Linked DNA regions of Homo sapiens: region 1 is linked to region 2. Evidence: chromatin contacts called from ENCODE POLR2A ChIA-PET data. All regions are on one chromosome and are shown on one strand. The core of a region is the stretch at or near the end of the contact, and the rest is flanking DNA. Distances in the headings are between cores, read along the strand shown. Region 1 overlaps BABAM2 (BRISC and BRCA1 A complex member 2). Region 2 overlaps BABAM2 (BRISC and BRCA1 A complex member 2).

What was found. ChIA-PET counts read pairs that join two places held with the same protein, here RNA polymerase II (POLR2A).
Region 1: POLR2A ChIA-PET joins it to region 2 with 13 read pairs in BJ. The contact joins two enhancer-like sites. POLR2A ChIA-PET finds 5 or more read pairs at or near these places in 2 of 52 experiments (AG04450 and BJ).

Annotation. Positions count from the first base shown.
Region 1 is chr2:28,335,170-28,340,030 of GRCh38, forward strand. It overlaps BABAM2 (BRISC and BRCA1 A complex member 2), which reads left to right. Exons shown (of 12, transcript NM_199191.3): 12 at 3,281-3,732. The coding sequence ends at 3,344. Among named protein-coding and RNA genes, the nearest start is that of BABAM2-AS2, 27 kb to the left of the region's middle. RefSeq lists a silencer at 899-1,099 and an enhancer at 4,801-4,861. Within about 2 kb of position 3,347, at least 18 of the 41 ENCODE cell types and tissues checked have a DNase peak (open chromatin) inside an H3K27ac peak, as active enhancers do.
Region 2 is chr2:28,223,605-28,228,795 of GRCh38, forward strand. All of the region lies in intron 7 of BABAM2 (BRISC and BRCA1 A complex member 2), which reads left to right. Among named protein-coding and RNA genes, the nearest start is that of BABAM2-AS2, 84 kb to the right of the region's middle. Within about 2 kb of position 1,644, at least 7 of the 41 ENCODE cell types and tissues checked have a DNase peak (open chromatin) inside an H3K27ac peak, as active enhancers do.

The DNA.
Region 1 (4,861 bases), core at 2,097-4,596, 110 kb after region 2:
TTTTTTTTTTTTGAGACAGAGTCTGGCTCTGCCGCCCAGGCTGGAGTGCCATGGTGCGGACGTGATCTTGGCTCACTGCAACCTCCGCCTCCCGGGTTCAAGCGATTCTCCTGCCTCAGCTTCCCAAGTAGCTGGGACTACAAGCGCCCACCACCACACCCGGCTAATTTTTATATTTTTAGTAGAGACGGGGTTTCGCCATGTTGGCCAGGCTGGTCTTGAACTCCTGACCTTGGGTGATACACCCGCCTCGGCCTCCAAAAGTGCTGGGATTACAGGCATGAGCCACTGCGCCCAGCCTCTCCCGCCTTCTTAAACAGCTTGTAATGGACATACTGTAACTGCTTCTTGCAAGCTCGTGGTCATCATTAGTTACATTAAAGCCACAGCCCATCACCAAGTGCTTTCTACACTGAGCCAGGCCTAGTGGTCACTGGGAGCAGGATGTGCTCCCGCTTTCCAGGGGCTGGCAGATAAGACCTGTGCACATGGGACAAGTGCCCCAGAAGAAGCACGGACAGTGTGCAGGGAGATGACCTCCTGGGGACCAGGGGAGACTTGATGGAAGCAGGAGTATTTGTCCTGAGCATGAATAAGCCCAGAGGTGGCAAATGGCATGTGTGAGGAAGAGCAAGTAGTCAAATGAGAAGAAGGGAGAGGCAGTAGATCCAGGGCTCGTATCCTGGACCGTGGCCAGCTCAGGGGGGTCTGTGACATCCCCGGGTTGCTGTGGGGCGTCTTACCTGCAGTTTCTCTGAGGAGAGGATCCTTCACTTTCTTAGCTTCTCAAAGGGTCGCATGATCTCAAAAAATGTGATAGAGGAACAGAATAGATTTTCTTCCTAATGACTTGGAGCCAGATAGAGTCATTGAATGCCAGGCTGAGAGTTTGGAGGACATTAAGGTCTTGGTCAGGAAAGGGACAGAGACTCACACTGTAAGAGAATCAGTGTAGCTGCAAACATAGGCAAAGGAGGCCTCATGTCCAGGGGAGAAGCAGCTTCTGCAGCAGTGCCATCGAAAGATAAGACAGGAGCTATGGGAGTCACTACGGATGGAGGGACTTAGCGGCAGGAACCTTGAGGATGAATTCACCGTAGGGGTTTAGGGAGAATGGAAACTGGTTCGGAAGGAAACTGAAGGTTCTGTTACAGAAAACCAAATTGGTCAGAGCATTTTCAGATACATAAAAGTGATGAAAACATCCATTTGGAACACTAGTTTGAGTTACAGAGTGACAGGTAGGGTGTCCCACAGGTGGTTGGAGACGTGGGACTGGAAGTTTGAGGGGAGGGAGGGCTGGGCTAGCGGTGCTGCAGGACCAGGAGTTCCCACCTTGCTCTGTGTGACCCCAAGGATGATGGCGCCTGGGAGTGCCGAAGGAGGGGCAGGGAGAGGTAGAGAGAGGCAGGACAGCTGTGGCACCACATGTCACAGAAGTCACAGGGAAAGAGAGCTTCCAGAGAGAGGAGCTGACGTTTCAGTGCTGCAGAGGCCATGGTGGAGGCCAGCACTGAGAAAGAGCTGGAGCATTCCAAGGCCAGATTGGAAAGAGGGCTGCAGTTGACTTGAAGGGGGCGGGCAGCCGGTGGCACCAGCCGCTGCATTTGCTCTGCTCCAGAGACAACTCCAGGGCCTGTCAGATTGCGTGGGGCTCTTTGCCCTATGGCACAGGATCCCCGGTGAGTGCTCGTGCTTCCTGAGCAGTTTTCTGTTCTCTTCTCACTGCTGCTGTGAATCTGCCTCCTACCCTTGGGTTAGCTCCTCCACTCCAGATTTGCTGCTTCTGATCTCCTGGGAGCTGGCAGCTGGTAGAGCCAGGCTCAGTAGGACCAGATCCTAAATGAAATGGACTGTGGGAGGTTCCCTGTGGGTGAGGCGATGAGACCTTTGCAGTGCTGAGGGTGACAGGTCTTGGTGGCCCTGCCTGGTTCTTGCCATTGCTCTGAGGTGAGATATCTGGACACGTAAGGTGTCACTGTGATTGTGTGGGTGTCGGTGGGGCAGGGCTAGAAGGCAAGCCTGGTGACCAGGAGCACGGGTGCCCACCTCCTTCCTCTGCAGCCCCTCCCTTCTCCTCCCCTCACTTTTCTCCCTCACCTCTCAGCTGACAGCAAGCTGCTGCTGGAAATGCCCCTCCACTGCCCCTTCCCTGCTGCATGGACTGTGGCCCGCGGGACTGCCATTGGTGCCCTGATGTGGGGTTACCCATGTGTCCGTCTCCTCCACACTGCATTCTCCCACACGGCGTGATCCCATGGCTGGGTCACCCCGCCACCCCTGATGCCTTGTACAGTGCCTGACACAGTGTGGGCTCGGCGGGTGCACATCTGAGGTAGAACGTGGCCCTGCTTCCACAGATTAGAAACCTGGATGCCGGAAAGGCCAAACGGGCTGCCCCCGGTCCTGCCACCCCTCTTCCACTGACTGGGAAATGTTCTCTTAACACCCAGCCTAGCTTTCTTTCCAGTAGACCAGACTGCATGTGCGTTTGGAAATAAATGGAGCCCATGAATCATTTAGAAATTATTAGGGCTGGGTGTGGTGGCTCAGGCCTATAATCCCAGCACTTTGGGAGGCCGAGGCAGGAGGATCCCTTGAGGCCAGGAGTTTGAGACCAGTCTGGGTAATGTAGCAAGACCCTGTCTCTGTGAAAAAATGAAAAAACAATTGCTGACATGGTAGCACACACCTATAGTCCTAACTACTTGGGTGGCTGAGGCAGTAGGATCACTTGAGTCCTGGAGGTCAGAGTTACAGTGTGCTGTGGTTGGACCACTGAACTCCAGCCTGGCTCACAGAGTGAGGTCCTGTCTCTAAAAAAATCAAATGTGTTAAAAAACTTATTAGACCCTCTTTGTCTTTATGAAGTCAAAGGTCCAACTGAGTGGAAAATGCAACCTTCCTGATACTCTAGATCACTAAATGACTGCGTGGTTCAATTGCACACACACTGTCTTGTAGCTTGGACCAGGCCCTTGTCTTTGTCCTGAAAAAAGGCAGCCGGACCTAAGTGCAGATATCTCATAGGAATTGGCAGCCAGGAGGGTGCACGTACAGGCCCTTTGAATATTCCTGAGAGATGTCACAGTAGTGAACTGCATGCATCTCCTCGGAAAAATCCGGAGGGCTTTGCCTCAGCAGAGAAGGCAAATCCAACCCAAGATGCATGAACAATAAATAACAACTGTTCTGAGTTAGCTTGAAAGCTCCCAGTTGCACTTTGTTTCAAGTTGTTTGTGCTAACCACAATTTTTTTTCTCCCCTTCTTTCCCACCAGGGCTTATTTCAAAACCTTTGTCCCTCAGTTCCAGGAGGCAGCATTTGCCAATGGAAAGCTCTAGGAAACACCAGTCTTGAGAGGTGGCCAGCCAGACTGCCTGTCCACATGCGTGTCAGCACATACAGCCGCTTCCTGGAAGCCGCCTGGAATGTCTTCACGGCAGCGTTTTGCTCACACAGCAGCTTTTGCACGCCCCAGGCAGCCCCGACTGCTGAAATCCAACTTGAGCTGGCTGGTGGTCCCTGGATCCTAGAGCCCTTCACTTCGGGTTACTCCCTCTTTCTTGCCTCTATTTCTTAGTTGGAAGAAATAAACTCACAAATTATGGTGCAGTAATTTTCCGGGGAAAGTAAAGCCTCAGGAATGCCCACGCCTTTCTTCCAAAGCCTTTGTCTCTGAGACCTCTTAAGTTCTAAGATTAAATGCCCCTCGCTGTTCTTCCTCTGAAACTAGTGTCTTCCCTCTGTGCGTGCATGTGTGTGTTTCATACCCAAGCATTTCCTATCTGGGGCAGTCCTTCACGGCGAGAAGGAGTTACCTGAGTCAATGTGACCAACCTGCTGGGTTTCAGCCACTCATCCAGCCTGACCTAAGGCTGTTGCTCAATAACAAATGGCCTCTAGCACACACAGCCCCACCCGCTGCCATCCATACCCCTCCAGCCCCCTGTGTGGACACCTTGTTCCCAGGCCAGCCCCACACAGTAGGCAGTCATTAAAGTTTGGTGAGTGCACCAACGGCTCTGTCCTTCCGGCTCTCCCCTCTCCATCCCCTCTGGGCCTCTGCAGCACTGTGTGAATTATACACAAAGACAAAGCTTGGGTGTCATGGTTTATCAGAGGAATGTGTCTGCTTTCTGGGCTTGGGGACTGGCAGTTGTGCAGCCAGCCAGGAACAGAGCTGGGGAAGATACCCTGAGCAGGCGACATCTTCCCTGAACTTACTGATCATCACAGCCAGAAGGGTCTTCAGAAGTCATCTCGTTTCTACCCCGTTACTCCCTTCAGTGTACAGAGGACAGAACTAAGGCCCAAGAGTTAAGGAAACATGCAAATTAGAAACAGCAAATTAGGAACAAACCTGGGAACTTGGAGCCAGGCCTCCTTGTACCATCACACACTCGCTTAGCTGAAACACAAGATGGCTACCGTCGGCTTGGCCATATCACCAGGTTTACAGTTTGGTTTAGCATGGTCCTGTCCTGATGGCCTTCCACACAGGGAAGCAGGGCCCACGCACCACCCACAGAGGTGAGGGCAAGAGCTGGCCTGGGTGCTCGACCTGACACCCTCTGGCCTTCCCATTCCAAGGCGAAGCCACTGGCCCCTCCTGCAGGACACACACATGATTTTACAGGGCCTCTCACCTGGTCCCTTAGTTCCCCTCGTGGCTATTGGAGCCCATTTTTACCAGGTGAGCGCAAAAGAGAACCATCCCTGGGCCCTTGTGAAGACTGGTGAGGAGAAGTCGTGCCTCTGCTTCCTGTGTTCTCTGGCACCCAGGAATGTTCTCAGGAGGCTGGAGATCAGCTGGAACAGACCTCCCATCTTGCCTGTCAGCTGGAGGCCTGCCCAACTC
Region 2 (5,191 bases), core at 394-2,893:
ACAGGAAGATCAATGGGCAACTGGAATGACACCAATAACTCGGCTCTTCAAGGTAGAACTGGGGCCAGGCTGAATGTTGCCAAAATTAGAAGAGCAGCAACTTTACCTATTAACTGAGGTCTTTAACTTCTGAGGATAGAAGATTCCTTCTGTATGGTTGAAACAGCATTTCTCAGGGGTGGGGCAGTCAGGTAGTCTGTCCTTTTAGTCCATATCAGAACCAGCTATGAGCTTTTTTCCTTCTTTTCAAATAACACATTTCTCCACCCTGAGATTCCAATATGCTATGCTAGAACAAGGGTGGGAGAAAAGGTATGTCTCCTCCCACCCCTTCCTCTCTCCCCAAGAGAAATCTCTGAAGGGAGGTCACACTACTTTGGTGTTCAGGGACAGATACACTTCTACTCACTGCTTGTATATGCAACAGATGATGTTGAAGAAGAGGCTATTTCCCACATTAACCAAAGTGGCACATGACTCCATGTGAACCAAACCAAAACAACAAAAATACTTACCTTCAAACAGTTTAATTTACCCAGTTAATCACAAAAGATTAAAAAATTGCTAAATCAGAAATTCTCTACCTGTAACTGATGTTTTCATTGATGATGAATATTAGAAACATTAACTATATCACATACTCCCTGAGGACATAGAGTGGTGACTTGCAAATGTTTTGGTTTGGAATTGTGGCACCTTATTGTTGTCCCTAAATGGTTTACATATTGCACACATTTTTAATTTAAAAACAAGAAACAAAACAACCACTTTAATTTCACGCAAGCCCTTTTGTGATAACTGCAGACATGAGTGTCATAGAGCCAGACCCCTGACTTGCTGCCAGTAAAATGAATGTGTCTTTAAAATTTTTGCAAACAAATTTAGTCTTAACTCTTCTCTGGCTTACTAAATTGTGGGATGCTTCGTACTTCAGTTTGCGGTACTTGAGCTTTAGAAGCGTGCCTGAATGGTGCTCAAGACACTGCTGTGGGCCTCTGCTGACAATGCAAGCTCTCACAAAACTGAACGTTTGGCCCATTTACCATAAAGAAGCAAACAGTCCCCATCCTAAGGACAGGCCTAGCCTAAGGTTAACAGTAAGAGCAACATTTTGTTGCTTCATTTTCCTATTAAGCTCTGGGTTGCTGATTGAAGCAGAATTCCAATGTTTTGACACACCACCACATTGTTAGCACGATAGGGAGGATTTGATTATGGGAGAACAAGTCCAAAAACGGTAAATTGACAAAAAAAAAAAAAAAAAAAAAAATCTGGGGCCCTGTTTCTCAAGGCAGCTTTTGTGGTTGCATTCCTTTATTTGATGTGGTTCTTTCCTTCTCCTGTGCCAAACGGTGCAATGTGGAAAAATGATGAAGTTGCAAAAAAAGGAGAGTGGATAGGGAGTGAACTGTTTAGTAACAAGAGAAAGAAAACAGAGCTTAGGGATCAAAGACAAAAATACCTGTTTCTCCAAGTAGGAAGAAGAAAATTAACTCAGGGGTTCTTTCCTGAAGCCTGGATAAAGGCTGAGCCCTGCTCTCAGCTGGTGCTGCTTAGGCCAACCCGGGCTGATCGCAGTAGAGACAGGGCAGCCACAAGCTGTCTGTAGGTGAGAAGAGCAGCAGCTAGAGAAAGGGCAAGGCTGAGTGCTATGGGTTCCCAAAGACAGTCGGGCTAACAAGGGTGGGCGCCAGGGAGGAAGGATGGAGAGCAAAGGCTGCCTTCAGCATCAGACTGAACACGGTTAACACCAGCCAGCCCTGCAGGCATCAGAATCCAGAGGAGGAAGCATCAGAATCGAAAGGAGGAAGAGGCTTCCATGCAGGAACAGGATTTTATTTATTTACAATTTGAAGGCTGGATAGCTTCTCTATTGTGTGGTTTATGACATTTTCTGAGTGTTAAAATTATCTCTTTTTGCACTGTGAAAAGAGCATATATGATTCATGTTAATATTTCTGAGGATCAGTCACCAACTAACAGCTAGTATTTTGGGTGGGAGGAAGGCTTTTGTAGGCAGCTTTTTCACCTAACATAGAAGTTAAAAAGCACCAGAATATGCCTCAAGCTTCGTTCAAAATCATATAAATAGCTCCCTCTTGCACAGTTACAATCTAGTATGGTTGTGAGAACTCCCACAGTCCACGAGTTGCCTAATGCTCACCTCACCCTTGCCTGAAAAAAGCTAATTCCTGTGGTTTACCTGCTGATGGAATATAGCTTCTAAGAAGTTTGACCAAAGGGCCTCTTTTCATTTTTGCTAATAACCTATTCTAGGGGGGTGGGGTTTGCCTATATTTCTTCCTGGATACTTTTCGTACTTTCAGCATCTGTAGAACTGTCAAATATTTCTATAATCCTAGATCAAGAGTCAGCAAACTAAAACCTCCTGGCCAAATCCAGCCCACAGCTAAGAATGACTTTTACATTTTTTAAATGGTTAGAAAAATATTTAAATAATAATGTTTCATGACTCGTAAAAATTACATGAAACTTGAATTTTAGTATCCATAAACAAAATGTTGTTGGAACACAGCCGTGCTCATTCATTTACATATTATCTGCGGCTGCCTTTGCACTTCAGCAGGAGAGCTAAGTAGCTGCAATACAGGCATTATGGATGCAAAGATGACAATATTTACTACCTGGCCTTTTACTGAAAAAGTTTGCCAATCCCTTTCCAAGACCGTTAAACTCTTCTTTTCCATAATGACTATTTCCATAAAGATATATACATTTATTGGCTTTTAATGTTCATTTAGAAATTTGACTTCCATCTCTTTTTTATATTCATTGGACTTTAATACTACAAATATTTTTTAAGTGTCTAATATGCTTGGCATTATTCTTGCTAAGAATAATGAGGTTATAAAAGTGAACAAAACAGAGGCAGATCCTCATTCTGGAGGAGATTATATTCTAGTGAGGAGTCATGGGGGGAGATGATGAGTGAATACGTGTAGAATGTCTTATGCCACGGAGAAAACGACAACACAGAAGACCAAGTACCAGAGATGGAAGGGGCTTATCTTAAATAGATGGTTCAGGAAGCCTCACTCAGAAGCTGACATTTGAGTAAGACCTGAAGCAGGTGAAGAAGCCCGCCCCGCAAATGGCTGGGAAGAGTTCCAGGCAGAGAGAACAGCAGGAGAACTGGGCCAGTGCCCTGAGGTGAAATTGCCCCAGCTTATCCAGGGAGGTTTTAGCCCCAGTGAGAAGTTCAGTAGGTTCTGAGCCCTGCTCTCAGTGGGCGCCTCTTAGGCCAACCAGGCCAATTGACTATGGGGTGTGAGAGAAAGGAGTCAGCAATGACAGAGGTTTTTGGTCTGGGAACCAAGAGATAGAAGCTGCCATTTTCTGAGATGAGGTGGATATGGGAGTAGGTTTTGGGGGCAGGGTTGCTTGTGAGCAGGTTGAGTTACAAGTTCTGAGTTCAAGAAAGGCCTGAGCCAGACAGATAACATTTAGAATTTGTTAGTTTAAAGGAGAAATTTCAGCAGTGAACCTGGCTGAGATTCAATCTCAAAGCCCAGATTTTTTTTTTTAATCTCCAGAACATCTCTCACTTTACAACTAAACAGAACTTTTTATTTTTTTAACCTCACGTTTTCTTTCCTTTGCAGTTCACCATTGGCATCGCATCAGGATCTATCCCTGTTCTTGCTTCCTCTCTAGGTAGATACCCCTCACCAGTAGGCACCCTGGGCAGCCTGAAATATGAAATATGCCTTTCTCAATGGGCAAAAAGCTGCTCGGTGTGGTGCAGGACGCATGGTCTGCTGTCCACATTGAGAACCTGGCCTCGGATCCATTGCCCTGCCTTGTTAAGTAGTGTCTGTGTCCTCGTTACTTCCAGCCTCAGTTTTGATTTGACTGCTTCCTTGCCTTGCCTTCTGTTTACCTGAATATAACCACACTCATTTTACCCATGTGTACATCTGGCAGAAACCACCTTTTTTCTGGTAGTTTCAATAAATGTCTTATCTCCCATACTAGGCCTTAAGAGCAGACCTGTGTTTTCCTTACCTTCCTGTTGTCCACAGTGCCTTTCAAGTAGTCAGTGATCCCATGCCACGGGGATGGGAGGCACATTTGCATTGACCACACCCCTTCCCATTCCAGCCCTGGCCGTGCATCATTGCATGAGGTCTAGAGCAGTATTTTTTCAAACTGTGGTGTGAGGACCACCTGCATCCACTAAGGAACAGGTTAGCATGCACATTCCCAGGTCTCACCTCCGACCTGCTGAATAAACCTAGTAAATTGCCTTCTTTGGGGTGGGATCTGGGTATCTGAGTTTTTAACAAGCCCTCCCACCCCCTCCAGATTATTCTTAAGCAAATATGAAAACTCCAGGTACAGAGAAAGATTACAATTCCAGTTTCACTGTTTCCAGCTTGGACAAATCATCCATCTCAAGCCTCAGGTTTCTTTCTTCTCTCTACAATGAGTATGTTGACACTTGCTACCTGTTTTGTAAAGGTGTTGTAAAAACTCAAGCAAGGAGCACTTTGGAAACCTGTGCTAATCTCATCTTCTGGTATCTTTTCATTTTCATGTGGAGGTCAAGCTTTAGCTACCTACAGATTGACTTCTTGAACACAGAGACCAGTGATGTGCACGTGAAGTTACCTAGTGCTATTTATGTGCCTGAACTTTTAGTAAATACCAGGTAATAGAAATCAGGTAGATACCCTTCTGTGTCCTGGAAAGGCAGAAGGCTTTTTTCTTGTTCTCTACATCTTTCTTGGACCATCATTAAAACATGTGTGCAGTGAGAAAGAAGGAGTTAGAAAAATGTTTGTAGGTTAGTCTAGGATAACTATTGTATGCACTGTTTTTTTTTCCAGGGAAAATATTTTAAAGGTAATTCATAGGAAAAGTGATCTGTACCTATTTAAGAGCAGTAAAGCCATTCATTGGAGTTTTATAACAAACTCATAGTAAATTCACTCACTCCTGACCTCTGGCTTTTGAAAATAGTTTCACTTCTTAAAGAAACTGTAATGCAATCAACAGCAGGTAGTAGGCCTGGAATCAAGATGCAACAAGAGAAAAAAAAAACTTTTCTTCCCCTTACCCTTTTCGTGTCTTGAGTGACTGGGCATCATTACAAGTAGTTCATACCAACTCTTAGTAGAACAACATCTGCTAAGTCTGTTATTGTTTTGGGGGGCTTACTTAAAATACT